2 separate regions of the Homo sapiens genome follow, and region 2 is linked to region 1. The links are chromatin contacts, found by Hi-C or POLR2A ChIA-PET in ENCODE. All regions are on one chromosome and are shown on one strand. The core of a region is the stretch at or near the end of the contact, and the rest is flanking DNA. Distances in the headings are between cores, read along the strand shown.

Region 1 (5,227 bases), core at 1,131-3,630:
TAGGCAAATCTCTAAAGAAAAAAAGTAGATTACTGTTTGCCTAAAGCTGGAGGCAGCCAGGGAGGGCTTGGTGGGCAATGGGAATGACTGTAAGTGGGTACAGAATTTCTTTATGGAGTGATGAAAATGTTCCAAAACTGAGCACAGCAATGACCGCACAACTCTGCAAATATACTAAATCCACGGAATTGTATACTCTAAGTGAGTGAACTGTGGCCGGGCGCAGTGGCTCATGCCTATAATCCCAGTACTTTGGGAGGCCAAGGTGGGCAGACCACCTGAGGTCAGGGGTTTGAGACCAGCCTGGCCAACATGGTGAAACGCCATCTCTACCAAAAATACAAAAAAAAAAAAATCAGCCAGGCGTGGTGGCAGGCGCCTGTAATCCCAGCTACTCCAAAGGCTGAGGCAGGAGAACCGCTTGAGAACGGGAGGCGGAGGTCGCAATGAGCCAAGATCGTGACACTGCACTCCAGCCTGGGTGACAGAATGAGACTCCACCTCAAAAAAAATAAAATAAAATAAAAATAAAATGGGCCGGGCGCGGTGGCTTACGCCTGTAATGCCAGCACTTTGGGGGGCCGAGGCAGGTGGATCATGAGGTCAGGAGTTCAAGACCAGCCTGGCCAACATGGTGAAACCCCGGCTCTACTAAAAATACAAAAATTAGCCAGGCGTGGTGGTGGGCGCCTGTAATCCCAGCTACTCGGGAGGCTAAGGAAGGAGAATCGCTTGAACCTGAGAGAATCGCTTGAACCCGGGAGAATCGCTTGAACCCGGGAGAATCGCTTGAACCCAGGATGCAGAAATTGCAGTTTGCCAAGATTGCACCACTGTACTCCAGCCTGGGTGACAATGTGAGACTCCATTTCGAAAAAAATAAAAGGCCAGGCACCGTGGCTCATGCCTGTAATTCCAGCACTTTGGGCAGCCGAAGCGGGTGGATCACGAGGTCAGGAGTTTGAGACCAGCCTGGCCAACATGATGAAAACCCGTCTCTACTGAAAAATACAAAAATTAGCCGGACATGGTGGCGGGCGCCCGTAATCCCAACTACTAGGGAGGCTGAGGCAGGAGAATCGCTTGAACCCGGGAGGCAGAGGTCGCAGTGAGCCGAGATCACGCCACTGCACTCCAGCCTCGGCAACAGAGTGAGACTCCGTCTGGAAAAAATAAATAAATAAAATGGCTAAATTGTATGGTTTGTGAATTATTTCTCAATAAAGCTGTTTTGGCCAGGCACGGTGGCCTATAATCCCAAAATTCTGGGAAACCAAGGCAGGCGAATCACTTGAGGCCAGGAGTTCCATACCAGCCTGGGCAACACAGAGAGACACCATCTCTACAAAAATTTTTAAAAATTAGCCAGGTGCAATGGCATGCACCTGCAGTCCCAGCTACTCGGGAGGCTGAGGCAGAAGGATCGCTTGAATCCAGGCGTTCAAGGCTGCAGTGAGCTATGAACACACTACTATACTCCAGCCTGGGCAAAAGAGTGAGACCCTCTCTCTTAAAAAAAAAAAAAAAAAAAAAAAAAATCTGGCAGGGGGCAGTGATTCACGCCTGTAATCCCAGCACTTGGGGAGGCCAAGGTGGGCAGATCATTTGAGGTTAGGAGTTTGAGAACAGCCTTGCCAACGTGGCGAAACTAAACATCTAAAAATCTACTAAAAATACAAAAATTAGCCAGACGTGGTGGTGTGGTTTCACCATATTGGTCAGGCTGGTCTCCAACTCCTGACCTCAGGTGATCCGCCCACCTTGGCCTCCGAAAGTGCTGGGATTACAGGAGTGAACCACCATGAACCCCCGCAGTAAAGCTGTTTTTATAAAAAGGCATACTGATAACCATAAAAAAAAGAGTGTTCCAGGAAAAGAAAAAAAAAAAAAACAGGCTGGGCAAGGGGCTCATGACTGTAATCCCAACACTGGGAGGCCAAGGCAGGAGGATGGCTTGAGCCCAGGAGGTCAAGATCAGCCTGTGCAACCGAGGGAGACCCCCATTCTCCACAAAGAATTTTTAAAAATTAGCCGAACATGGTGGAGGGCACCTGTGGTCACAGCTACTTGGGAGGCTAAGGTGGGAGGGCTGCTTGACCCCGGGAGGTCAAGACTGCAGTGAGCCATGATCGCCACCACTACACTCCAGCCTGAACAGCAAAGCAACATCCTGTCTCAAAAAAGAAAAATAAAAAGAGCGAAGACTATGAGATGAGAGCATACTTCGTTATTTCCAAAGAACAACAAGGAGACAAATTGTTGATGGAGAAAAGTGAGCAAGGTGGAGAGGAGTAACCAATGATGAAGGTTAAGGGAGTGGGACCAGACTGTGCAGAGACATATAGGTGATTACCGACTTTCACCCTGAGTAAGATAAAAGCCACGAGGGGGAGAGAGAAATTGCGCACAGGAGTGACAATATCTGACTTCTGGTTTGCTTTTTGTTTTGCTTTGTTTTTAATCAACAGCATTTGTGTTGTCTTGTTGAGAAGGCAGAAGCAAACAGATGAGGTAGAAGGTTACTGTAATATTCCAGACAAATGATGATGCAGCTTGAAGAATGTGGTAACTGTGGCGATACAAAGCAGTCAAAATCAGGAAGTACTGTGAAGGTAGAGCCAACGGGATGTGCCGTCAAACTGGATATGGGTGGAAAATAAAAAGAAGGGTCCAAGATAATGCCAAGGTTTTTTGCTGAACAACTAGAAAGATGAAGCTGCCATTCACCGAGAAGGGAACTAATGCAGGAGGAGCAGGTTTTGGGGTGACAATAGGGAGCTCAGTTTCAGATCTGTTCAATCTGTGATGTGTATTTAACATGAAAACGGAGATGCCAAATAGGCACCGGCTAGACAAGTGTGAAGAGAACTTCTGGCTGGAGATGTAAACTCAAGAGGTGTGGGCCTTGAGACTGGATCAGTTCACCAAGGGAATAAGAGTAAAGAGAAGAGAAACAGTGCAAGGCCTGGGTTGTAGGCACTCAAACCTTCAGAGGTCACAGAGGTGAGGAGGGATCAGTCTTTACTGGAAAGGAGTAACCAGTGTGATAACAGGAGAATCGAGAGGAGAGGAGAGGGGCTGGGAGGGTGACTAACGCCTATAATCCCAGTACTTTAGGAGGCTAAAGTGGGAAGACTGCTTGAGCTCAAGAGTTCAAGACCAGCCTCAGCAACATAGCGAGACCTTGTTTCTACTAAAAATCAAACAGATTAGCTGGGTGTGGGGGCACACACCTGTGGTCCCAGCTACCCAGAAGGCTGAGCAGGGCGGACTGCCTCAGCCTGGAAGATCAAGGATGCAGTAAGCTATGATCGCGCCACTGCACTCCAGCCTGGGCAACACAGCGAGACCCTGTCTCAATGAAACAAACAAACAAAAACAAAAAGACAGGGGAGAGATATCCCAGAAGTCAAGTGAAGACAGTTTTTTAAATAGGAAAGTATAATTAACTGTATCAAATGGTAGCGATAAGTCAAATATGATGACCCAAATTGACCTTTGAACTTAATGTCTTGATGGACACCAGTGATCTTCAAGAGTTACCATTTCACCCAGCAAAGGGTTGTTTCGGCAGCATTTAGGCTAAAAGCCTGAATGTAATGAGTTCAACGGAACAACCATCATAGTAATAATTCATTCAGGGAAGAACCTTTAATAGATGTTAAAATGAGTGGGTGAAAGGTTGACAAGACCTAAGACATTCACATTATCTCCCCCCAAGACACTTAACTACAAATGGAAAAAAAAAAAATCATACCTTTATAACAGTGAAGAAATCTGGCAGAGACCTGCTTAACCTAGAATACGTGCTCCTGATGTGATGCACCAAGAATGACACATCATTTCTGCAAGGTTTTTTTTTTTTTTTTTTGTAGAGATAGGGTCTTGCCATGTTGCCCAAGCTAGTCTTGAACTCCTGCACTCAGTGATCCTCCCACTTCGGCCTCCCACTAAGCCTCTGAATCTCATGCTGGGATAACAGGCATGAGCCACTGCACCTGGACGACTTCTGCAGTATTCTTGCTGAAAACGCACAAATCTCCAGTTTAATTTGTCTGCTGTTTCCTCATGATTAGATCCTAACCTGAGGGGCATCCTACGAAATAACTATTCTGTACTCTTTAAAAATATCAAGATCATAAGACAAAGGCTGAAGAACTATTTCAGATTAAAGAATACTAAAGAGACATTATAACTAAAAGCAAGCTGGGCGCGGTGGCTCACGCCAGCACTTCGGGAGGACAACGCGGGTGGATGATCTGAGGTCAGGAGTTCGAGACCAGCCTGGCCAACATGGCGAAACCCCATCGCTACTAAAAAAAAAAAAAGAAAAAAAATTAGCCAGGCATGGTAGCAGGCGCTTGTAATCCCAGCTACTTGGGAGGCTGAGGCAGGAGAATCGCTTAAACCCAGGGGGCGGAGGTTCCAGTGAGCCAAGATCATGCCACGGCACTCCAGCCTAGGCAACAGACTGAGATTGTCTCAAAAAAAAAAAAACAAGGCAAAACAAACAACAACAAAAAAAACAACTAAATGCAACATGTGATCCTGCATTAAATCCTGGACTAGAAATGTTGTTGTTGTTGTTGTTGTTATAATGGATGCCTTTAGGAGAACTGATGGCAAAACTTAAAAAAGATCTGTAGGTTAAATAATTTATTGTACCAATATTAATTCTCTGATCATGATGATAGAGTATGATTATGTAAGAGAATGTCCTTGTTTTTAAGGAAATACACACTAAAATATGTCAAAGTAAAAGGACATATCTGCAACTTACTCCTAAATGGACCCAGAAAAAATATCTGAAAGAATTCCTGTATCCTCTTCACCCAGAATTCTCCAGTTTTCAAATGTGCATTTATGTTATTCTCAGAATGATAGTTTAGGAGATCTGTCATTATCAGAATAACATAAATATGCATTTAAAAACTGAAGAATCCAGCCAGGTGCGGTGGCTCAGGCCTGTAATCCCAGCACTTCGAGTGCCGAGGCGGGCGGATCACGAGGTCAGGAGATTGAGACCGTCCTGGCTAACACGGTGAAACCCCGTCTCCACTAAAAATACAAAAAAATAGCCGGGCATGGTGGTGGGCAACTGTAGTCCCAGCTACTTTGGGAGGCTGAGACAGGAGAATGACGTGAACCCGGGAGGCAGAGCTTGCAGTGAGCCAAAATCGCACCACTGCACTCCAGCCTGGGCAACAAAGCAAGACTCCATCTCAAA
Region 2 (5,099 bases), core at 119-2,618, 160 kb after region 1:
GATTTGCGGATTTGCCTAAATTATACAGAAGAGTCAGAACCAGTGCCCAGGCCTTCTGATTCTTAGTGCAGTAAACACTAAGCACCATCATTCCATTTCACCACACTCCTGTCTTGCTGTTGTCCTCAGCTAAGAAAGCCTACCCCTGAGTTACCCTCTTCCATCTTAGAGCCTTCCTGCTCGCTGTCTGCCCCCCTGCGATGGGGACTTCTTTGGCCCTTCTCACCCAGCCCAGCCTCTGCCCGTTTCCTTCTCCTTTCCACTGCGCTGAGCTCTTTTCTCCTCCGAGAAGCCTTCCCTTCATCTCTCCTGGCCCCATTGTCTCCCGACCTCTTTGGGCCATTATTAGTGTTCCCGTGTGGTTTTTGCCAACCACGTAGGAATTCCCTGCCTTAAGAAAGTCCACTCTCGGGCCGTGCGTGGTGGCTCACGCCTGTAATCCCAGCACTTTAGGAGGCCAAGGTGGGTGGATCACCTGAGGTCAGGAGTTCAAGACCAGCCTGACCAACAAGGTAAACCCTGTCTCTACTAAAAATACAAAAATTAGCCGGGTGTGGTGGCTTGTGCCTGTAATCCCAACTACTTGGGAGGCTGGGACAGGAGAATCACTTGAATCGGGGAGGCAGAGGATGCGGTGAGCTGAGATCACCCCACTGCACTCCAGCCTGGGCAACAGAGTGAGACTCTGTCTCAAAAAAAAAAAAAAAAAAAAAAAAAAAACTAAGAAAGTCCACTCTCTGGTAAAACATTTACCAAGCATATAAATTATGAGGTGCTGATTCATATGACAAAAAGGAGATTCACTTTTAGTAGCTGCTCTAATGCATTCCACTTAAGTGAATATTCAAGGATTATTTTGGAAGGATGGAGATAATCCAAAACTAGTGTGAGAAACTGCTGCATTAAGGAAGGAGGGAGGTTTTTCTAGATAACTGCTGCATTAAGGAAGGAGGGAGGTTTTTCTTTTATTTCTGTATTCATTCATTCCACAGACAGGTATTGAGGGCAGCCCTGACCTCCAAGAACTTAGTCTAGCAGAGGAGACAGATAAGAGAATCAATCACAAAAATGTAATTGGTGTCACGAAAGAGTCAGTACAGGGTATTGTGGGAGGAGAGGATTGTGAGGGGCACTTCCTGGAGGTGACATTGTCTCAGTGGAGGTCGGGAGGCACAGGCACGAGGCATCCAGGTAAAGAGGAGGAGAGTGATGAACAGCATGTGGAGACCCAGGAGTGAGAAGGAACAGAGAGAAAGCCACTAGTTAGTGCAGTGTTCCTGCCCCTCTGCCTCATCCCCACACCAGCAAGAACCAAAAGGCACCAGCATGAGAATTGGCAAGGCTCCAGGTAAACCATAGCTGGGATATTCAGCTGTACAGCAGTCATATGTGAGCCTGAGGAAGAACCTGTTTGGCCCACAGAGGGAGACAGAATCTACTGGGTGGGGGGGGTGTGATTTGTGGGGGAGTGTGGTTGATGGGTGGAGTGTGTTTGGTGGGGGAGTGTGGTTTGTGGGGGAGTGTGGTTGGTGGGGGAGTGTGGTTGGTGGGGGAGTGTGGTTGGTGGGGGAGTGTGATTTGTGGGGGAGTGTGGTTGGTGGGGGAGTGTGGTTGTTGGGGGGAGTGTGGTTGAGGGGGAGTGTGGTTGGTGGGGAGTGTGGTTGGTGGAGGAGTGTGATTGATGGGGGAGTGTGGTTGGTGGGGGGAGTGTGGTTGGTGGGGAGAGTGTGGTTGAGGGGGAGTGTGGTTGGTGGGGGGAGTGTGGTTGATGGGGGGAGTGTGGTTGGTGGGGGAAGTGTGGTTGGGGGAGTGTGGTGGGGGGAGTGTGGTTGGTGGGGGAGTGTGGTTGGTGGGGGAGTGTGGTTGAGGGGGAGTGTGGTTGGTGGGGGGAGTGTGGTTGGTGGGGGGAGTGTGGTTGGTGAGGGAGTGTGGTTGGTGGGAAGAGTGTGGTTGGTGGGGGGAATGTGGTTGGTAGGTAGAGTGGTTGGTGGGGGAGTGTGGTTGGTGGGAAGAGTGTGGTTGGTGGGGGAGTGTGGTTGGTGGGAAGAGTGTGGTTGGGGGGAGTGTGGTTGGTGGGAAGAGTGTGGTTGGGGGAGTGTGGTTGGTGGAGTGTGGTTGAGGGGGAGTGTGGTTGGTGGGGGGAGTGTGGTTGGTGGGAAGAGTGTGGTTGGTGGGGGAGTGTGGTTGTTGCTGTGTGCCATCGGAAGGCTATGCAAGTTTGAGCGCTTGCTTCACCTTGACAAACATTTCACTTGTTAGAGCCCTGGCTTTCTCATCTGTGCTCTGAGCTAGTCATTCCTGCCAAGCTTCCCTGCAGGTTTAAGTGCAGATGCAGTCATGACTGTGAAAGCACCCTGTGAACTGTAAAGTCTGGGCAGTTGGGTGGTGGTAGGAGAGGCAGCAACTGTGAGAGGATGAACTTGATTCTGCTGATCTCGGACGGAAACTGATTCTTGGGAGAGAGACAGAATCAAACGGCTCTGACATTTGAAAAGCCATGGCCTCGCTTACCTACAGTGAGACTTGAGAAGAAGTGCTGGGGAGGTAAAGGCTGAGATACCACCTCCGCTGCCTGAAAGACTTTGCAAGATACTCCAGCTGGGGATAGGAGATGGCTAGAATGACCTCCAACTATCTTCACACCCGAGGCTGGGGCTGCCCTTCCAGGCCTGCAGTTCTGTATTTTCCCTTAGAAGGTTCTGGAGGCAGACGGAACCTCAGAAGCAAACGGTTTATTTTTTAGGTTTTTCAGTTTATTTTTAAATTTCTGACTGTGATGGTGTTTATTTTTTCCTTTTCCCTTTCCCCACTTCCCCGGCTCAGCATCAGAAAGGGACCATCTGTCCGTTGCCTTGCTGTGGCCATTTTAGAACCAGCGCAAGGCTGCTTGAATCTGGTCCCCTCTTCTCCCTCACTCCCTCCCCCACCACCTGGCTTTCTCTACTCTGCACTGCCTGCTTTCATCCAGCTCCCTCCAGGTGTCAGCTGCCACCTCTTATAGGCCTCCATCTGTGAAGACCTCCAGGCTGAGTCCAGCCACCAGACCAGGGCCCCTGTCTGAGGCAGCCAGATCTGTGGGGAACCTAGACATGGAGGCAGCAAAATTACCCTTTGAGAGGAGGAGGGGAATAAATTCCAGTCTCCTTGCTCCAGGCAGGGCCCCTCTGCTCTGACTGGTTTCTGATGAGAATGGTATGTGTATTCATGTATGTGTCATGTCCTGACTTGTTTCTGCCTCTGCATGTACCTGCAAGTCAGTGTGTGTGTGCATGCGTGTGTCTCACACATCCCTCTGGCATAGAGATCCATGAGTGATTTATAAACTGCCTTTCCTCCCATCACATAAATATTTTTCCTGGTTTCTTCGCCTTCCTTCTACTTCTAGAACTGGCCTGATTTCCTCCCCTCCAGTGCTTCATTCCCATAAAAACACTTCAAAACACAGGTAGCCATCGATAGACAGAGGACAAGTACTTCACGTTGTGGATTCAGAATAAAAAGATCCGGTTGAGTTCCACAGTGTGAGAGGCAGGGTTAGCAGAGTGGAGAGTCTGTTTCAGAGAGTAAGAAGCGCTGAGAAAAGGAGTTTTTTTGAAGGCTTCATTAAAAAGAGTCCAGGCTGGGCGCGGTGGCTCCCGCCTATAGTCCCAGCACTTTGGGAGGCCCAGGTGGGCAGATCACTTGAGGTCAGCAATTCGAGACCAGCCTGGCCAACATGGTGAAACCCCATCTCTACTAAAAATACAAAAGATTAGCCGGGCGTGGTGGTGGGCGCCTATAGTCCCAGCTATTACTATACTTAGGAAGCTGAGGCAGGAGAATTGCTTGAACCTAGAAGGGGAGGTTGCAGTGAGCTGAGATTGTGCCACCACACTCCTGTCTTAAAAAAAAAAAAAAGGCCAGGCATGGTGGCTCACACCTGTAATCCCAGCACTTTGGGAGGCTGAGGCAGGTGGATCACGAGGTCAGGAGATCAAGACCATCCTGGCTAACAAGGTGAAACCCCGTCTCTACTAAAAATACAAAAAATTAGCTGGGCGTGGTGGCGGGCGCCTGTAGTCCCAGCTACTCAGGAGGCTGAGGCAGGAGAATGGCGTGAACCTCGGAGGTGGAGCTTGCAGTGAGCTGAGATTGTGGCATTGCACTCCAGCCTGGGCGACAGAGCGAGACTCCATCTCAAAAAAAAAAAAAAAGGCCGGGCACAGTGGCTCATGCCTGTAATCCCAGCACTTTGGGAGGCCGAGGCGGGCGGATCATGAGGTCAGAAGGTTGAGACAGCAGTGAAACCCCATATCTACTAAACATACAAAAAATTAGCCGAGTGTGGTGGCAGGTGCCTGTAGTCCCAGCTACTCGGGAGGCTGAGGCAGGAGAATGGCGTGAACCTGGGAGGCGGAGGTTGCAGTGAGCCGAGATCGCGCCACTGCACTCCAGCCTGGGCGACAGAGCAAGACTCCGTCTCAAAAAAAAAAAAAAAAAAGAAAGAAACCCCATCTCTACTAAAAATACAAAAAAAATCAGCTGGATGTGGTAGCAGGCACCTGTAATCCCAGCTACTCAGGAGGCTGAGGCGGGAGAATCACTTGAACCTGGGAGATGGAAGTTGCAGTGAGCTGAGATCATGCCACTGCACTCCAGCCTGGGTGACAAAAGCGAGACTCTATCTCAAAAAAAAAAAAAAAGTCCAGTTGATGGTGGTATATCATGGACAGTAGGAAATTGATGAGGGTATCAGCCTGCCTTCTCTCTTCCTTTCATTTGCTCAGTGGAGAGATGCTGGTGACCCCTTCTCCTTCTCTCGCCATAGGAACATTTAATCTGTCTCATGCTTTGGCTTTGGGCCTGCCATTCACCCCAAGCACCTTGGGGTATAAGTGGGGATGATGCTGTCTACCTGCTTCCTAGTTGGCTCTGGGGTAAATGGAGACTTCTTCAGGCCTGGGAGGCCACCTCCCATTGAGAAAGGCAAGCATCTCGCGCTCTACTTACCCTCTGGGTCCTTGAGGGGCTGTGTCCAGTATCTCTGCTTGGGTAGGAAGGAGGTGATCTTATCAGACTTTTCCTGCCACTTCCCTGTCTCCAGCTCACACACCCACTCC

What was found. A loop is a pair of places that touch in the nucleus more often than their neighbours do. ChIA-PET counts read pairs that join two places held with the same protein, here RNA polymerase II (POLR2A). Pooled maps may share reads with other maps.
Region 2: a loop to region 1 is called in a pooled map, with 2.1 times the contacts of the local background. The contact joins two enhancer-like sites. A Hi-C loop is called at or near these places in 1 of 50 pooled maps. POLR2A ChIA-PET finds 5 or more read pairs at or near these places in 10 of 52 experiments (BJ, H1, HepG2 and 6 more).

Annotation. Positions count from the first base shown.
Region 1 is chr17:4,694,156-4,699,382 of GRCh38, forward strand. The region is part of intron 1 of PELP1 (proline, glutamate and leucine rich protein 1); the gene reads right to left. Among named protein-coding and RNA genes, the nearest start is that of PELP1, 7.4 kb to the right of the region's middle. RefSeq lists enhancers at 1,058-1,227, 2,421-2,490, 3,120-3,289, 4,198-4,367. Within about 2 kb of position 2,381, at least 4 of the 41 ENCODE cell types and tissues checked have a DNase peak (open chromatin) inside an H3K27ac peak, as active enhancers do.
Region 2 is chr17:4,851,308-4,856,406 of GRCh38, forward strand. The region is part of intron 1 of MINK1 (misshapen like kinase 1); the gene reads left to right. Among named protein-coding and RNA genes, the nearest start is that of MINK1, 21 kb to the left of the region's middle. RefSeq lists an enhancer at 2,539-3,490. Within about 2 kb of position 1,369, at least 5 of the 41 ENCODE cell types and tissues checked have a DNase peak (open chromatin) inside an H3K27ac peak, as active enhancers do.